Regions from separate parts of the Homo sapiens genome. Here region 2 is linked to region 1. The links are chromatin loops, found by intact Hi-C in ENCODE. Cell type or tissue: sigmoid colon. All regions are shown on one strand.

Region 1 (8,000 bases):
CCACTTCTTGGCTTTGGGCATGGCCTCAGAACTCGATTGGCCAATGAATGGTAGGAAACACGAGGCAAATGAATGCTTCCGAAGTGCTTATGTGCTCATCTTTGCCTTCTGTGCTTCTGTCATTGCCATGAGAAGAGCTTCCCGAAATAGCTGTTTCCTCTTCAGCCTGGGCCCCAAATGAACCCACATGGAGAGAGACCTGAGCCCAAACCACAGCCAGGAGACAACCCTGGCTGATGCAGCAGCTTGAAGCAGAACTGCCCAGCTGAGTTGAGCTTAGGGAGCTGACATGCAATTGCTTTGCAGAGCCATGGGTGTGAGGATTCATGTCTATTGTATGCAAGTGAGTTTTGGGCTGGTTTGTTACAAAGCTTTATTGTGGCAATAGCTAGCTGATACACAGGTGCTGGACAGAAAGTTACACCAGGATGCAAAGGTCCCGTGAAAGGTAGAGGGGAGAGGTCAGTCAAATGGAGGAGGGGGAAGGTTGCAGTGTGGTAGCTTCTTACCACCCTGTGCTTCAAATAGGTCATGCAAACATTGATGGCGTATGTAACTTGTACAAGTTCAGAAATTATTGAAAGCCAGATCTAACGTGATAAATGGCCCTTCTCAGTACCTCCCACGCTGGCCATGCTCTTTTAATTCTATGGTCATAGATCTACAGATCTCAGGAAGGTCTAGCCCCTCAGCAAAGTACTAAAGAAGACTCTGGAAAGAGAATGCAGCCCTCCAGATGTGGTCAGCTGTCCAGAAGCAAAGATGTGCTTCAGACCCCTTGTACTGACCATCTGGCCACCCCAGTGTCAGAAAATGATTTTTTTTTTTCTACTTGGCAGCAGTAAAAACTCCTTGGGAATGATTTGCCTTGAGCTTTGCAATTCCTCCTGCTGGTGCTTGGGCCATGGGGCTAATCCAGCTGGGCCTCACTTGACGGCAGACAGAGGCACAGGGTCAAGGGCAGCAGCCTTGGCTACCACCACTGTCCCTACCTGCCTCTAGGCAGGACCTCTGGGGTCAAGGTTGATGATATTTAGAATAGCAAAGGCAACCGCCCCAGGGCATGAGGCTTGGGGAGCTGAGGTTCCAAGCTGTAATCTAATCTGTGTGTCTGGGTGACCTTGAACAAAATATTCCCATTTTTCATGCCTCACTGGATTCATTTTCAGATTAGGGGGATCCAGTCCTGCTCTGCCTTAAAGAATTGGTCACAAAATACTACCAATACAAATGATTTGGGAAGCTTCTTGTAAATGAAAAGTAGCAGATGTTGTGGAGGGCTGCAATTTGTTGCTATTAATAAGAATAAATGCCTAATAGGAAGCCAGTTTGCTCTGGGAACTCGGACAGCCAAGGAGCGAGTGCCGACGCCGGAATCATCAACATATGTTGGTCCTCATTAGCAAACGGCAGTAGCTGGGAAGCTGGGCAAGGAGCTCTCAGCGTGCTTTCTGCAGAGCGTCGAGAAATCACCCCATCCTCAGGCTTCCCAGTGTGGGCTGCGCTAAAATGGCACGTGATCGTTATTAGCCAGACCCCTTGCCAAGCGGGAGAGCGATCCCCTTCCCTGATGCACAGATGGAAAAGCCATAGCCCAGAGGGGCTGAGCAGCTTGCCCAAGGTCACGCAGCAGGGCGGTGGCAAAGGTGGAAATTGAAATGAAGTTGGGGGCTGGAGCCTGCCCTCGGGCCTGCCAGACACCACTGGCTCCCGGAACATAGTACAGGGGATTGAGAAACCTCTGGTCCCTCTGCTGAACACAGGTCCTGTGTTGAAAACTTCACAGCATTGCAGGCTACTTACTATACTGCCAGGAAGGTGTGGCTGAGTTCAGGGGCTGAGGAGCCCCACCTACGGGCAGATCACCAAGTAGCAGCCCTGAAGAGAGAATGACAATTGGTCTCAGCACAGCCTCCTCCTCCAGGAGGTTTTCTTACTCCTTCAAATGTGGTTAGGGAGAAAAATAGAGTTTGAAATAGTTTTATCTCAGGGACAAGTGAGAAGCAGAGATCTGAGAGAAAAACAGACCTGGGTTTGGATCCTGGATCTGCCACCACTGTGTGACTTGGACAACTTATTTAACTTCATCAAGCCTCTTTTTCCTCATCTAAGTACCCTGATGGGTTGTTTTGAAGAATAATTGGGATGACACATATGAATGTATTAGTGTTATGCTAATGGCAACTCTGTTGTTCCAGCCTCTGCCTCCGATAAAATGCCCCTGTGATGGGTGGTGCGAAGTCATCTCTCTTCACTCCACTATACCTAGTACTCAGCTCATGCGCAGTAAATGAGAAAAGTGAATGAATGCTTGCATGCACGCATAAATAAATAAGTGAATGAATGAATGTGGTTCCTATTACACTTGTACGTGTTCCAAGAATCCCCTGGAGATCATTTATTTGGCAACCTTGGCTCTACTCTAAAACCTATCATTTCTGGATTATTGCCACAGATTAATCTCTTAGTGTAAAGGTTAAATCCTCTCCTTTCTCTGAGCTCTCATGCTCACATTCACACACAGGCTCAGGAGGCCCGACTTCCTGACTTCCAGGGCTGCGGGGTTGCAATGTGTGAGATTCTCTAGCTAGGCAGATCCTATGCATTTGACAGAGGAGACTGCAGCCAGAGCAACCCCTCCAACATGGAGGCCCAAAGGAATGGGGGATGAGAGGAGTGTTCTGGCATTCACACAGTTAACAAGCTGAGAGGGACCTTGGAAACATTCTAGCTGCCAATCCTCTTATTTTTCAGATGAAGCTCAGTTGCTGCAGGGATTTGTCCAAGGCTACATGGCTACCAACACTCCTCATTTGATACCCAGTCCCTAGATACTGACTCCTGGCCAAAATGCTCATTCTTGACCCCATCTTAAGGTCAGGGCTGAAGCAGGGGCAGAGCCTCAGGGCCCCACATCCTGGAGAAAAATGAAAGTTTCCCTCCCCATCCCCAAGCCCAGCAGGTGGGAAGGGGCTGTTGTCCTGGGGATCAAAGTGCTGCTCCTGTTCCAGCCTTTTTTTTTTTTTTTTTGACTCTGTGTACATTGGGTATTTTATTAGAAACTTTCATGTTACTGCTACGTAAACACTGCTTCAAAATAATACATAAGTTAAAAACTTGTCAAGCAAGTTCTTCATCAGCTGTACTCCTAGAATTAAACACACATCACACACATACAAGTCACCAACCCCCACAAAATGTTTAATTTAACTGACCTTAAAATTTGGAGAAAAGTATCGGTTGGCTTATCTTTTAGCAAATGACACAGACAAAGACTATGGCCCCTTCTGAACTGGGACCGGGAACCTACTGTTGTGTGTTTCCCAAGCACAGCCTGCTCAATGGGAGCCTTTGTTTCTGCAGCCAAGAAGAAGGCGGGGAGGGGCTGGCACGGTGACACCTAACTCCTGGCCCAGGCAGCGGAGCCAAGCTAGTCCCCAGGCATATGCTGAGGCTCCCTAGCTGGCTGGCACTGGCTCCTTGTGGGAAGTGGCAGGGCAGGCTGGGCAGGCACTCCCTTCTCCATCTAGCACCTGACCCTTCTCTCTGACTTCCTTCTAGCAAGGGCTCTGCTGACCAGCGTTCCCAGCAATGCTCTGGCTGTTCAAACCACAAAAAAACAGTGTGTGTAAATGATACATTTTGTGAATGAGTGCACAGCAGCCCAAGGGGGTGTGCCCAGATGTGCATGTCTCAGCACAGGAGTAGCATTTGCACACACCTATGGGGGGCAGAAGTGTTCTGGACCACAGGAGACTGTGTGCAAATAAACACATCTTTCCTCGCAGGCAACCAAGGCTGGGTATGAGGCTTCTCTGGCTAGGAAACAAACATCTTTTTTCAAAAAGGGATTTGACTCTGGGAAAAGTTATGGTGCTCAAATGATTGGAAACTGATATTCCTGAAGGAGAACCTTCTAGGTTTATCAACATAGGGCCCCACTCTCAGAAGACCAGGTGCTGCTGGCTTAGAAAGGAGGCAGAGACGACAGATGACCCAAGGAATTCTAAATCATCTTCGTTTCACCCTATCTCCTGTCTCAAGGTACCCACCTAACTCTACTGAACTTATATGAGCTTCCATTGCAGGATCAGGGCCAAGCCTGCTGCTGGGGAAAGACAAAGAGGGCCCTCTGGTGTCTGGGTCATCCTGGACACAGGCAAAATGTATCTTCTTCAGTAAGAGATACAGCTTTGAGGGCATCTTCCAGTAATTCTTCAAATATGAAAGGACAATTGTTAAAATGACAGCATTCTAAAAGTTTTTTTTTTTTTTTTTTTTTTTTTTTTTTGAGATGGAGTCTCACTCTGTTGCCCAGGCTGGAGTGCAGTGGTGTGATTGTGGCTCACTGCAGCCTCTGCCTCCTGGGTTCAAGCGATTCTCCTGCCTCAGCCTACTGAGTAGCTGGGACTACAGGTGCACGCCACCACACCCAGCTAATTTTTGTATTTTTAATAGAGACAGGGTTTCACCAGGATGGTCTCAATCTTCTGACCTCGTGATCCACCTGCCTCAGCCTCCCAAAGTGCTGGGATTATAGGCGTGAGTCACCATGCCTGGCCTCTAAAAGGGTTTTATGCCTTATGCACTGTCGGTGAGTGTTTAGATTAGCACAACCATTTTGAGGAGTAATTTGGCAGTTATTACTAAAACCTAAAATGACCCAGAAAGTCTTCCTCTTGGAATCTTTCCTGCAGAAATACCAGCACCTAGACACCGGTGGTTGGCTGTGGATATTCACTGTGGCTTTGTATGTAGTAATGTCTGTTTGGAAACAACCTAAATATCCATCCACAGGGGGCTGGCTAAAAAAATCGTGGCACATCTACACTCTAAGATAATAGTCTGTATGTACTAAGATGGATGAATGTCTATGATTCATATTTGAGTTAAAAAAACAAATTTTATAAAAAGGGTATATTAAGACTCAATGTTTGTTTTCAAAAGACAACTGTGCAGCTGTGTATACATATATATGCAAACCTCGTGCAAAGAATAACTTCTAGAGAGAGAGTTACATATTTGCTAACAGTGGTTAACTTTGGAGAGTTTGAATTTTTCACAGACAGGGTATTATTGACTTGGGAAATTAAAATAATATTTTAAAGATGCTTTAACCTTTAGTCTTTTAAACTAAATTAACTGTGCAGCTCAAAATTTATTTTAGGGTGACAGCTTGAATTTTTCTTTTTTCTTTTTTTTTTTTTTTTTTTTTGAGATAGAGTCTCACTCTGTCACCCAGGCTGGAGTGCAGTGGCGCGATCTCAGCTCACTGCAACTTCTGCCTCCTAAGTTCAAGCAATTATCCCACCTCAGCCTCCTGAGTAGCTGAGACTACAGACACACACCACCATGCCAAGCTAATTTCTTTTTTGTACTTCTTTTTTGTAGAGATAGGAGTTCACCATGTTGGCCAAGCTGATCTTGAACTCCTGACCTCAAGGGATCTGACTGTCTTGACCTTCCACAGTGCTGGGATTACAGTCATGAGCCACCATGCCCAGCCCAACTTTTCTTTATACCCACAAGATTTCTAATATTCTGGAACTATGGAAAGGGCTCTTGTCTGCTTGGTCTCTCCCTCTTGGTTCACCTTCTGACCAGTAGCACCCTAGAAGTGAGCCCTGGGCCATGGGGGAGTTTTCTCCTTATAAAATTAACTATCCCATATTGGGTGGGAAAGTCATTGTTTGGCAATGCCTTATTCAGTGATGTCACCTGTCCGCCCAGAAGCTTCCTGCAGAAAACCCACACCAATTCCACCCAACATGGAGAAGACTCCATCTCTCCACAGAAATTACTGGGCAAGGACCAGGGCACCTCTGCCTACAGCCCCCATATGTGCAGACGCTATCACGCACTATGTGTGCATCAGTTTAGTTTCCATGTGGAGGAGTCATGGTGTGCTGGGACATCACTGGGCTGGGGGTCCTAGGACCTGGGCTGTAATCCTAGACCCGTTCCTTACTTCTGCAAGCCCTTAGCAATTGTCTTCATCTGTCTAGCTTTCAGTGTTCAACATAAATTGATCTCTATTGTCCTTTCAAGCCAGAAGATTCCATCATAACTAACTATCTTAAGGCTGGAAAAATCTCCAGGAGTGTCACTCCAGGATCTCCCTCAATTTTATTCTCATCTTGGTTACTTCATCTATCTGTATGATAGGGACCCTCAGCTCTGCCCTTTCCCTAGCTCTTGTGATCTCAAAAAAGTACAGTGATATCAATCTGAAATATACTTTGAATTCTAAGAAAGGAAATTGTCGCAACTTCTAATGATGAATTATGAAACCACTAGAGTTTACTGTGGCCATTTCTATCTATCATTAACATAAACAATTGTGAGGGTGAGTAAAGGGTTGTGTGCACATCCTTTCTGAGAGAATGGAGAGAGCACAGGCTTCTGAAGTCCTAGATTCAACTCCTGGCTCAGCCACTTATCAAAAATGTGTCTTTGAGCCTCGGTTTCCTCCTATGCATAAAGGGAGCAGTATTAGGTGACGATTAAATCCTGTTGTCAGTGCTCAGCAACGTCCCTTCTTGCCTTTCTCTGTGTGGGACTGGGAGGACAGTCAGGGGACCCAGCGGCGCTGTGCCAGCCTTCATGCTTTCTAGGCTGCAGACGTAATGCAGAGCTTCCCGCTTCCATCTGCCAGGAGCTGACCCCACCGGACTGTAGTAGTAGGCCAGTTGCTTTCCATTAGGAAGTTCGTTTTCAAGGGGTGAGTGGTGGTGGTGGTACGGATAATGCATCCATTTCACATTTTGCGCATCTGGGGAGTCTGATCTATATCCGACTAAGGCTCAGAATAGATTCCCCATTCCAAAATGAGAAATGGCTATTAGAGCTATATTTAGACTAGGGGTTCAGTGAGCTCAGAAATAATTGCTGGCCCTGGGGTGGAGATGGGGTAGGAGGAGGCTAATTCCAGGCTAATTTGGGCCCATTCTCAGGGGGGGTGGCCTGGGGGAAGGCCGGGAGTCTCAGCCACCCTATTTCTGTCCATTCAGGCCTCTGCTACAGCAACAGACAACCCCCAATACCAAAATGCCATTGCCTATGACAGACAAGCTCAGTAGATGGAGAACCTGGGAGAAGGATCTAAAAGTGTAGCAGCCCACAGGGAGGGGCAGCAGATAGGTGGAGGCTTTTAATAACTGAATGTTAGTCAGGAGTCTGTGGGTCACAGGGGACCTGGGACCTGCTGCTGCTGGGACCTGGGCTGTGCAGTCTGAGAGCTGATGCTTAGATCTTAACTCTGCCACTTAAGAGCTTGGTCAGGCGCACTCAACATTCTCAAGCCTCTGAAAGCTATGCAGATTAAATGACATAATACATGTAAAACACTCAACACAGTCCTAGACCATCCAAACCTAACACCCAGCATCTGTCCTTATAGGCACGACCACCATGGCCAACTCATCTTTTGGGTTTGCTTTTCCTGGGACAGACAACATTCACGTTAATGCAAAGTTCAATTTTAAAATTCAACTTTAAAGGTTTCCAGATGTGTCCCTGTGATTGCTGAATACTTCAGCCCTCAGTTACCATATATGTAAGTGCTGGAAAAGGAGTCAGAACTGAAGAGAACTTGTGATGGGATCTCACAGTCTTATTCCTAACCTGACCACTGACTCCACTGGGTGATGCCCTGTGATCCCCAGGCCTAAAGAACCCCTCCCTATCAATAGGGCTTTGGCCACACAGCACAGCCCCAGAACTTTCCAACCAGTTCCCTGTCTCTTTCTCTCCTCTCTTCAGCTATTCTGAGAGCTTTTGCTCTGCTCTTGAATTGCATAGGAAGGAAAAGAGGAAAACCCCAGCAAGTAAGTTTTATTGCCCCAGCACCTGGAAAAGTTAAGAAAAGACAGGGAACACTTCCAACTATCTGATGAAATGAGGTCAAGGTTATCTGTGTTCTTTATTTAATCAGGGTCTCCCCTGACCTCTGTGAACAAGCATAACCAAAAGCGTGCCCTGGGTCTGGGATAGGAAATCAT
Region 2 (8,000 bases), 250 kb before region 1:
ATATCATGCAAACCTGTGCTCTAGCTTCTAATGTAATTAGCCCATTGATTACGCTCCTTATGCCTAATACCATCTATTTTATCCATCCATTTACTGGAGCAAGATTTATCAAGCACATACTATCTATCAAGCATTCTGTGACATGCTCAGGGCTCCATCAGGAAAGGTTGTGTGAGCACTGAAGGAACACACAGACTTGTGGAGGAGACAAACCTGTACCCAAACCACGTGATAAGAGGTTTGCACAAAGTGTTGAAGGTGAAAGAAGGATGGCAATCATAATTACAGCATTCTGATTTTTATAGGAGGAGGAAAGGGAGGATCAGGAGAGGCTACACAGAGGGAGTGATGAAGACTGGGATGATCCAGATTTTGTAGCAGAGAAAGCTCTCAGTAGGTGGGTGCCATGGGAGTGTGTGTGTGTGTGTGTGTGTATGTATGTATGTATGTGTGTGCGTGCGTGCATGGTTAGGGCAGGGTGTTAGCAGGGAGCAGGGCATCACAGGGAGAGGTAACAATGAGTGCCAACCCGTGTTGGACCTGCTGCTCTGCTTCAGAATGGCTGGATGGGGCAAGGGGCAAACAGGGGTGGGAGACATGCTGGGAGTCAGGGCTGGCAGGAGCAAAAAAAGCAAAAGTATGGCCCAGCCTCCAAGGAGTTAAGTTTTATCCTGCAGCTCCTTTGAAATCCTTCTAAACAGGGGAGTGACATGATTAGATTTTAGAAAGATAATTCTGGTGGCAGTGTGCTGCACAGATGGGAGAGGAGAAAATTGGAAACAAGGAACCCTGTTCTGCAAAGATTGTGATAATCCAGGCAAGGGATGATGAGGGTCTGAGTGAGGGCAGGTGCATGGTAATGGAGACGAAGCAGATTGGAGAGAGATTTAAAGAGACAATCAGCCTGGTGACTGATTGAGGGTGGGGGAGGTCAGGGAGAGGGGAAGGGAACATTTCCTGGGGTTTCCGATTTGGGCAGTGTCCATCAGGGAGCACAGGGTGAGGAGGAGGTGGGGTTAAGGGACGAGAGGACAGAATTATCAATTCTGCTTCAGATTTGTTGAGTGTGAGAACTTCTAGGAAAATGTATCCAGTTGGAGGTTGAATGCATTTAAAATTTAGGAGAGAGATTCATTTAGCAAACACACATTTATTCTCTATGTATCAGGTGACTTTCTAGTGTCAGAGATAGAGCATTAAATATGATGAACAAGGTCTCTACTCTCATAAAGTGTCTTTCCAATAAGGGAAAACAAACCCAGGAACAAAAGCAAAATAAAACAGGAAAACGTGAGAGAAAGTGAGTGGGAGATTACCTTAGATATGGGTTCAGAAAAGACCTTTCTTAAGAAGGTAACATTTGAACCAAGATCTGAAAAATGAAAAGAACCAGCCAGGTGAAAATGTCAGGGAAAAGCATTCCAGGCAGAGGGAGCAGCATGTGCAAAGGCTTTGAGGTGAGAACAAGCTTGGTGTGTTCAGAGACAGGTCAGAGTGTGTGGTGTGGAGCAGGTGAGGGGATGGAAAGTAGGCTATGAGATTGGAGAAGTGGTCAGGGGTTAGATCACATTGCAGAAAATTATAATTCAGATTAGGCTAAAGCACATGATGACAAATGACCCTCGAATTTCAGTAGCATACAATGAACACATTTACTTATCAGTCATGCTGCAGGTCCATTGTGAGTCAGTTACACACTTTCTCCACTATAGGACTCAAGTGAATGGAATAGCTCCTATCTGAGACATTTCTGGTGTTCTGGAAGAGGGAAAAGAGAAAGTGGAGAACCACATAATGGCCTTAAAGTGTCTGCATGGAAGTGGATGTGCCAATGCCATTGGCCAAAGCAAATTATACAGCCAAGTGTGATGTCATTGGTGTCTGAATGTATGTTTCCCATAGAGAGGAGCAACAGATGTTGAGATCAACAATACAATTAATCTACCATATAGGCTATGGTGAGATCAGATTTTATTCTAAGTGCTACCGAAAGGCATTAGGGTTGTGTGTGTGTGTGTGTGTGTATGTGTGTGTGTGTGTGTATGTGTGTGTGTGTGTGTGTTTTAACTAGAGGGCATCAATGTTGATTGCCAAGGTAGGTTAAAAATAGATGAATAAAAATAAGAGATGAGATAAATTGGGTAATCTAGAAAAGGTTGTCTCAGATACTGAGCACATGGCAAGGAAGTTCTGTTAGGGTAGAGCCCTGAAAATACTGTCAGGACAGGCCCACAGCAGGAGGCACACTGGATGAGTCATTTGGTCCTAGCCTGGTCTCCTAGGCTTTCCATTTGCAGAAGGTATCAGGAACTCCTGGGTGGCCTTTGGACAGAAGACCCTGGAATACTGAGATCCTGCCCACGATTACAGCACTCGTCCTCATGAATCTCCTAGAGAAAGAAGTATAAGATGAAAATTGGAAAAGGAAAACAAAATGTCACTTTATTGCTACTGAGGGTGGACCCCCGGCCCCAAATCAGAGGGCTTTTGTAAGTTAGCCTGGAGGAAGCAGTCACACTTGTGGCTTATGTGTTTCTCTCCATCCCCACACCAGCCATTATTTATACAAAAAATCAACCTCAGGTCATGAAATCTTCTTTCTTTCCTATGTGGAAGGAAGAGAGAGAAGAGGACAAGATGATTGGGCTTGCTCAAGGGGAGTGGGTCTTGGGGCAGAGCACTATTCTGCCACATAAGCTGAAGTGAAAGAGGAATATGAAGCACCCTGTCAAAGCATCCCCAATGCAGTGTAGACCAGGAGGCAGACCCCAGCCCACTGTTAGGGCAGTGTGGCTCCATGTCCCAGTTTGGCCCAGGCAAAACAATCAATCCAACCAGCATGGATCAATCTTCCTCCTCTGTGGGGTGGAGTGGGGAGGAGGTGAAATGGGAGCTTCTCTTCCCTAGTACATTTTCTGCTGCTCCCTTATCCCTTCATTTCAGGAGAGGGGATGGAGAAAGCCAGGCAGAGGAAGAGACTTGGACCTTTTGTCTTCTCCCAAAGCTCCACTCGCTGGTGGCTCCACTGTGGTTCCTCAGTGCACCTTTCAGATATGCCAGATGGTCCCAGAAATGAGGAGGGGAAACATGGCCAATAACATCTAAGAAAATGGGCTTCCCTCACCTAGAGATTTTCTTCGGAACACCAAATCTTGACTTGTTTTTATAAGAGAATATCACACCTTTTCAACTAAAACCATAAATGTCTCAAGTGTAGGACCCATAATTTATACTTCTTTTGAACTTCCTCCCCTCCTGGTCTAACGCAGGCCAGTTACAAGCAAATAGTCCCTGTATGACTGAATGAGTGAGTGGACAAATGATTTCCCAGGTGGCATATCCAGAAACAACACTGGTGATCCATCTCTCCCACCTGCCAGAGTCTTCCTGATGAACTTCCTATACGTGTAAGAATGTAGAGAGAAGGGAATTTATTATGCTGTCAGAGAAGGAAAGCAATAATCTAGACTTTCTGGCTGTCTTGCTAGCTGGGCCCCTTGGCCAGTGGTTAGAGAATTACAGTGTGTCTCAGTGTATCCTCAAGGGACCGAGATGGGCTCAGGCCATTACCCATGCAGCTGGCCATGGAGAGCCTACCTGTCAAACTGGCTGGAACCTGGAGAAGGAAACTCCTGGTGAGTCCTTCTTTGGCACCGTGGGGCCCTGGTGACAGAGTTGATTAAGCAAGACACCAGCATCAAAATTAAAGTGAGGAGGAAAAGTAAATTAGTGATTGAATAGCTAGTGAAGAGCCATATTTTAATAAGATTCCCTCTAATTTGAGTGATTCCTTCCCCCTCCTCTTTGGGCTTGGTCATTCTCCCTGTTTTGAAGTACTCCTGGGGTTAGGAGGAGGGAGGGGTGAGGAACACATACCTCGAATTTATACTCTGGTGCGTGGGGAGAGAGTCCTCAGCTGTCTGCAATACGCTGGGGCCCCATAAAGCGATTTGTCACTGCTCTGAATTCTTTTCAGCAGCATGTTCATTTCAATTTGCAGTCACCTCTTTAGCTCCTCTTCAGCAGGTTTGGCCAGACTCCTGCGAGAAGATCTGAGCCGAGAGGGGGAGACACAATCAAGGAGAAAGGCTGGCTGGAGCCGGGCTCTCCAGGGATGCATCTGCCACCACTCCACCCTCACAGCCTCTTTTAACTCTATTTGCTTCTACAGGGAGACAGGAGAGATTATGATGTTTCGCAGGCTTTCCAAACCCTTGTCATGGTTAATAAAGGTCTGGCAGGAACAGGAGCTGTGATGGCTCAGCAAGCTCTTGGTGCTGGGGCTTAGGGGAGGGAAGGTAGGTGGAGCTATTGGTCTAGCTGCCTGCGTGACACCAAGGAGCCCAGACACCAAGTGGGAGAGCCAGTCTGAGGGTCCTTTCTTCCTGTACTTACTGGACTTTGTGCACTACCTGCACAAAGTGATCCCCCACCATGGCTATGTGGACAGTGGGTCTGGCAGGAGCAAGGCTGAGAGCCAGAAGAGGAAGCTCCAGAGCTTCAGGTTATTAAGGTCCAGGGAGTAGCCCAGGAAGAGGAAGTTGAAGCCTTGGTGACCAGAAGTAGAGCATTAAGTCAGAGACTATCAGGAGGGAGATGCAGTGGGCAATGGAGAAGCTTCAGGCCTAGGGAGCTCTGTGTTTCCCTGACCCTGGTGGGGATCAGGGTTGGCCCAGGGCTTTGGGAGGGCTTCAGCCTGAAATGAGGATTTAATTTTGCCATTTATATTTACCATAAAATGATACATGTTCACTGTGGGAAAAAGCAGGCAAGGCAAAGGAAGTTAGCCTTATCTCACTGCCCAGAGAATAACACTGCTGATGTTTTCAGATGTTTTCAAAGTAAATCTATTTAATTTTTTCCACTAATAATATAACATTTTGTTACATATGATGACTCGATCTGTAGGCATGAGTATTGAGTCACTGGAAAGACCTATTCCATTTATTATATTCATAAATTAAAACCCAGTTTAAAAATTTATTTTCTAGAAATTAAGAACCATGGGGTAAAACAGAGTTCCTTTTATATGCAGTTGGGCCCTGCATGTCTGTAGATTCTACATCCGTGGATTCAACCAACTTAGATTGAAATAGTTGGAAAAAAAATTAAAAATACATTTTGAAAAATAATACAATTAAAATAATTATGAAATAACTACTTACATAGTATTAACATTGTATTATGTATGTAAGTAATCTAGAGATTACTTAAAGTATATGGGAGGATGTGTGTAGGTTATACGCAAATACTATGACCTTTTATATAAGAGTAAATTTTGGTATTGATGGGTGTAAATTTTGGTATTGATGAGCATCCTAGAACCAATTCCCTTTGGATACTGAGAAAGGACTGCATAAGAAAAATAATGAAAAGTGAGTCATAGATTTCTTGTGCAGTAAAAAACCAATTTAAACAAAGGAGAAAATGACCGAAGGGCATAAATGATGCATGAATAATCAGAAATACCTTATTCTTGAATAGAAAAATATAATATTACAAAAATATCAAGAAAAAGAAAAACTGAAAAAAATGGATATTTTAAAAAAGAAAAATATTAAAATTTAAATGACCAAACTGAAAAGAGAAAGAAATAACTCTACAAAACCAACACAAGAACAATTTATCATTATGGTTTATCTCCTTCTATTATTTTTTTGTGTGTATTTTTAAATTAATTAAAAAAATTGGTACATAATGATTGTATGTCTTTCTGGGGTACTTGTGATATTTTGATACATGCATACAATGTGAGTGTAGTGATCAAATCAGGGTAATTGGAATATCCATGACCTTAAACATTTGTCGTTTCTTTGTGTTGGGAACATATATGTATATATTTATAGGAATGTAAAAGATTACAGTATAAATATGTCCTCAGCTTGTTATATAATCTTCATACATATAATTTTAATGGCTTAAATATATTCTATAAAGTAGATTTATCACGTTTTGTTTATTATCCAATGTTAGATTTTAATGTAGTTTTATCATCATTGATTTCTTTTGCTTGTTCCTAGACTTCATATGAAAGGAATCCAATAAACACATTCTTTTTGTCTAGATTTTATTTTTGTATGACACAATGTTATTAAGATTGATCCGTATTTTTATATGTATCACTGGTTTATTCCTTTCTTTGGCTGAGTAGTTTTCTGTTTTATAAATATACCAGTTTATCCATTCTCCTGTTGATGAACATTTGAGTTGTTTCAAATTTTAGGCTCTTACAAATAAAGCTGTTATAAACATCCATATACAATTGACAAATATTTTCTATTTTTTTGTGACATACGTTTTCATTTTTCTGGGGTAAATACCTAGACATGTAATATCTGGGACAGAGGATAGATGTATGTTAGTTTTATATGAATATCCAGACTTGTGCATTTTACATGTCAATCAGAGATATATGAGTTTCAGTTGCTTCATATCTTTGCCAAAAGTTGAAATTGCCAATATGTTTTATTTTAGCCATTCTAGTAGGAGGGAAATCATATCATATATATATGTGTTTTTTCCGGACGGCCAATAGTGTTGAACCCCTTTTAAACTTGCTTTTTATATACTTATTGGATATTCCCTTTAAAAAATTATAAAACATGCTTTAAAATTGAGTTGTGTTTGTCTTTTTGCTATAAACTTTCAAGAGTTTATATATTCTGGATACAATTTCTTTTTCAGATATGTGGAGAATATTATTTCCCAGCTGGTGGCTTGCCTATTCACTTTATCAATATTGTCTTTGATGAGAAGAAATTTTTAACTTTTATGTACTCTCATTTACCAATTTTTCAATCTTAAGATTATTCCTTTTTGTGTCCTAGGGAATCTTTGCTGCCCTAAAGTTGGAAAGATGTTTTTCTGTGCTTTCTTTTAGAGGCTTTATATTTCTAGCTTCTATATTTAGGTTTTCGTCAAATCTCAAATTGATTTTCATGTGGAGAGTGAGGTAAGGATCGAAGATCTTTTTATCTTTGTGAATATTCAGCAGTTTCAGCACAATTTGTTCAAAAGATAATTCTTTCCCCTTCAAACTGACCTGGCAACTTGATTGAAAATTAACTGACTGAATATATCTTGCTCCAGTTTTGAACTTTCTGTTCTATTCAGTTTATCTATTTGTCTATCATTATGCCAATACCACACACAGTACCATTGTTTCTTTGTTGACCTTCTGTCTTGATGACCTGTCTAGTGCTGCCAGTGGAGTATTAAAGACCCCCGACATTATTGTGTTGCTGTCTATCTCATTTCTTAGGTCTAATAGTAATTGTTTTATAAATTTGGGAGCTCCAGTGTTAGGTGCATATATATTTAGGATTGTGATATTTTCCTGTTGGACTAGTCCTTTTATCATTATATAATGTCCGTGTTTGTCTTTTTGAACTGCTGTTGCTTTAAAGTTTGTTTTGTCTGATATAAGAATAGCTACTTCTGCTCACTTTTGGTGTCCGTTTGCATGGAATATCTTTTTCCACCCCTTTACCTTAAATTTATGTGAGTCTTTATGTGTTGGGTGAGTCTCCTGAAGACAGCAGGAATGTGGTTGGTGAATTCTTATCCATTCTGCCATTCTGTATCTTTTAAGTGGAGCATTTAGGCTATTTACATTCAATGTTAGTATTGAAATGTGAAGTATTATTCTATTCATTGTGCTATTTGTTGCCTTAATACCTTTTTTTCATTGTGTTATTGTAATATAGGTCCTGTGAGATTTATGCTTTAAGGAGGTTCTATTTTGTTGTATTTTGAGGATTTGTTTTAAGATTTTGAGGATTTGTTTTAAGATTTAGAGCTCATTTTAGCAGTTCCTATAGTGCTGGCTTGGTAGTGGCGAATTCTCTCAGCATTTGTTTGTCTGGAAAAGTCTGTATCTTTCCTTCATTTATGAAGCTTAGTTTTGTTGGATACAAAATTCTTGGTGGATAATTATTTTGTTTAAGGAGGCTAAAAGTCAGACCCCAATCCCTTCTAAGCTTGTAGGGTTTCTGCTGAGA

The links. Peaks named below come from ENCODE experiments on the same cell type or tissue, not always from the same donor. Only the 100,000 strongest peaks of a DNase experiment are listed, where the experiment ranks them.
Region 2: it touches region 1 in a loop (5-fold over the local background); 26 of 110 quality-filtered maps call a loop at or near these places.

The regions. Positions count from the first base shown.
Region 1 is chr7:132,248,039-132,256,038 of GRCh38, forward strand. All of the region lies in intron 4 of PLXNA4 (plexin A4), which reads right to left. Among named protein-coding and RNA genes, the nearest start is that of PLXNA4-AS2, 8.8 kb to the right of the region's middle. RefSeq lists enhancers at 2,910-3,427, 3,428-3,943. In sigmoid colon, a CTCF peak has its summit at 4,141 (motif pointing left); a DNase peak (open chromatin) is centred at 3,423; H3K27ac peaks cover 965 bases.
Region 2 is chr7:132,000,548-132,008,547 of GRCh38, forward strand. No RefSeq gene overlaps it. Among named protein-coding and RNA genes, the nearest start is that of PLXNA4-AS2, 260 kb to the right of the region's middle. In sigmoid colon, a CTCF peak has its summit at 4,062; no DNase peak of the experiment used is centred here.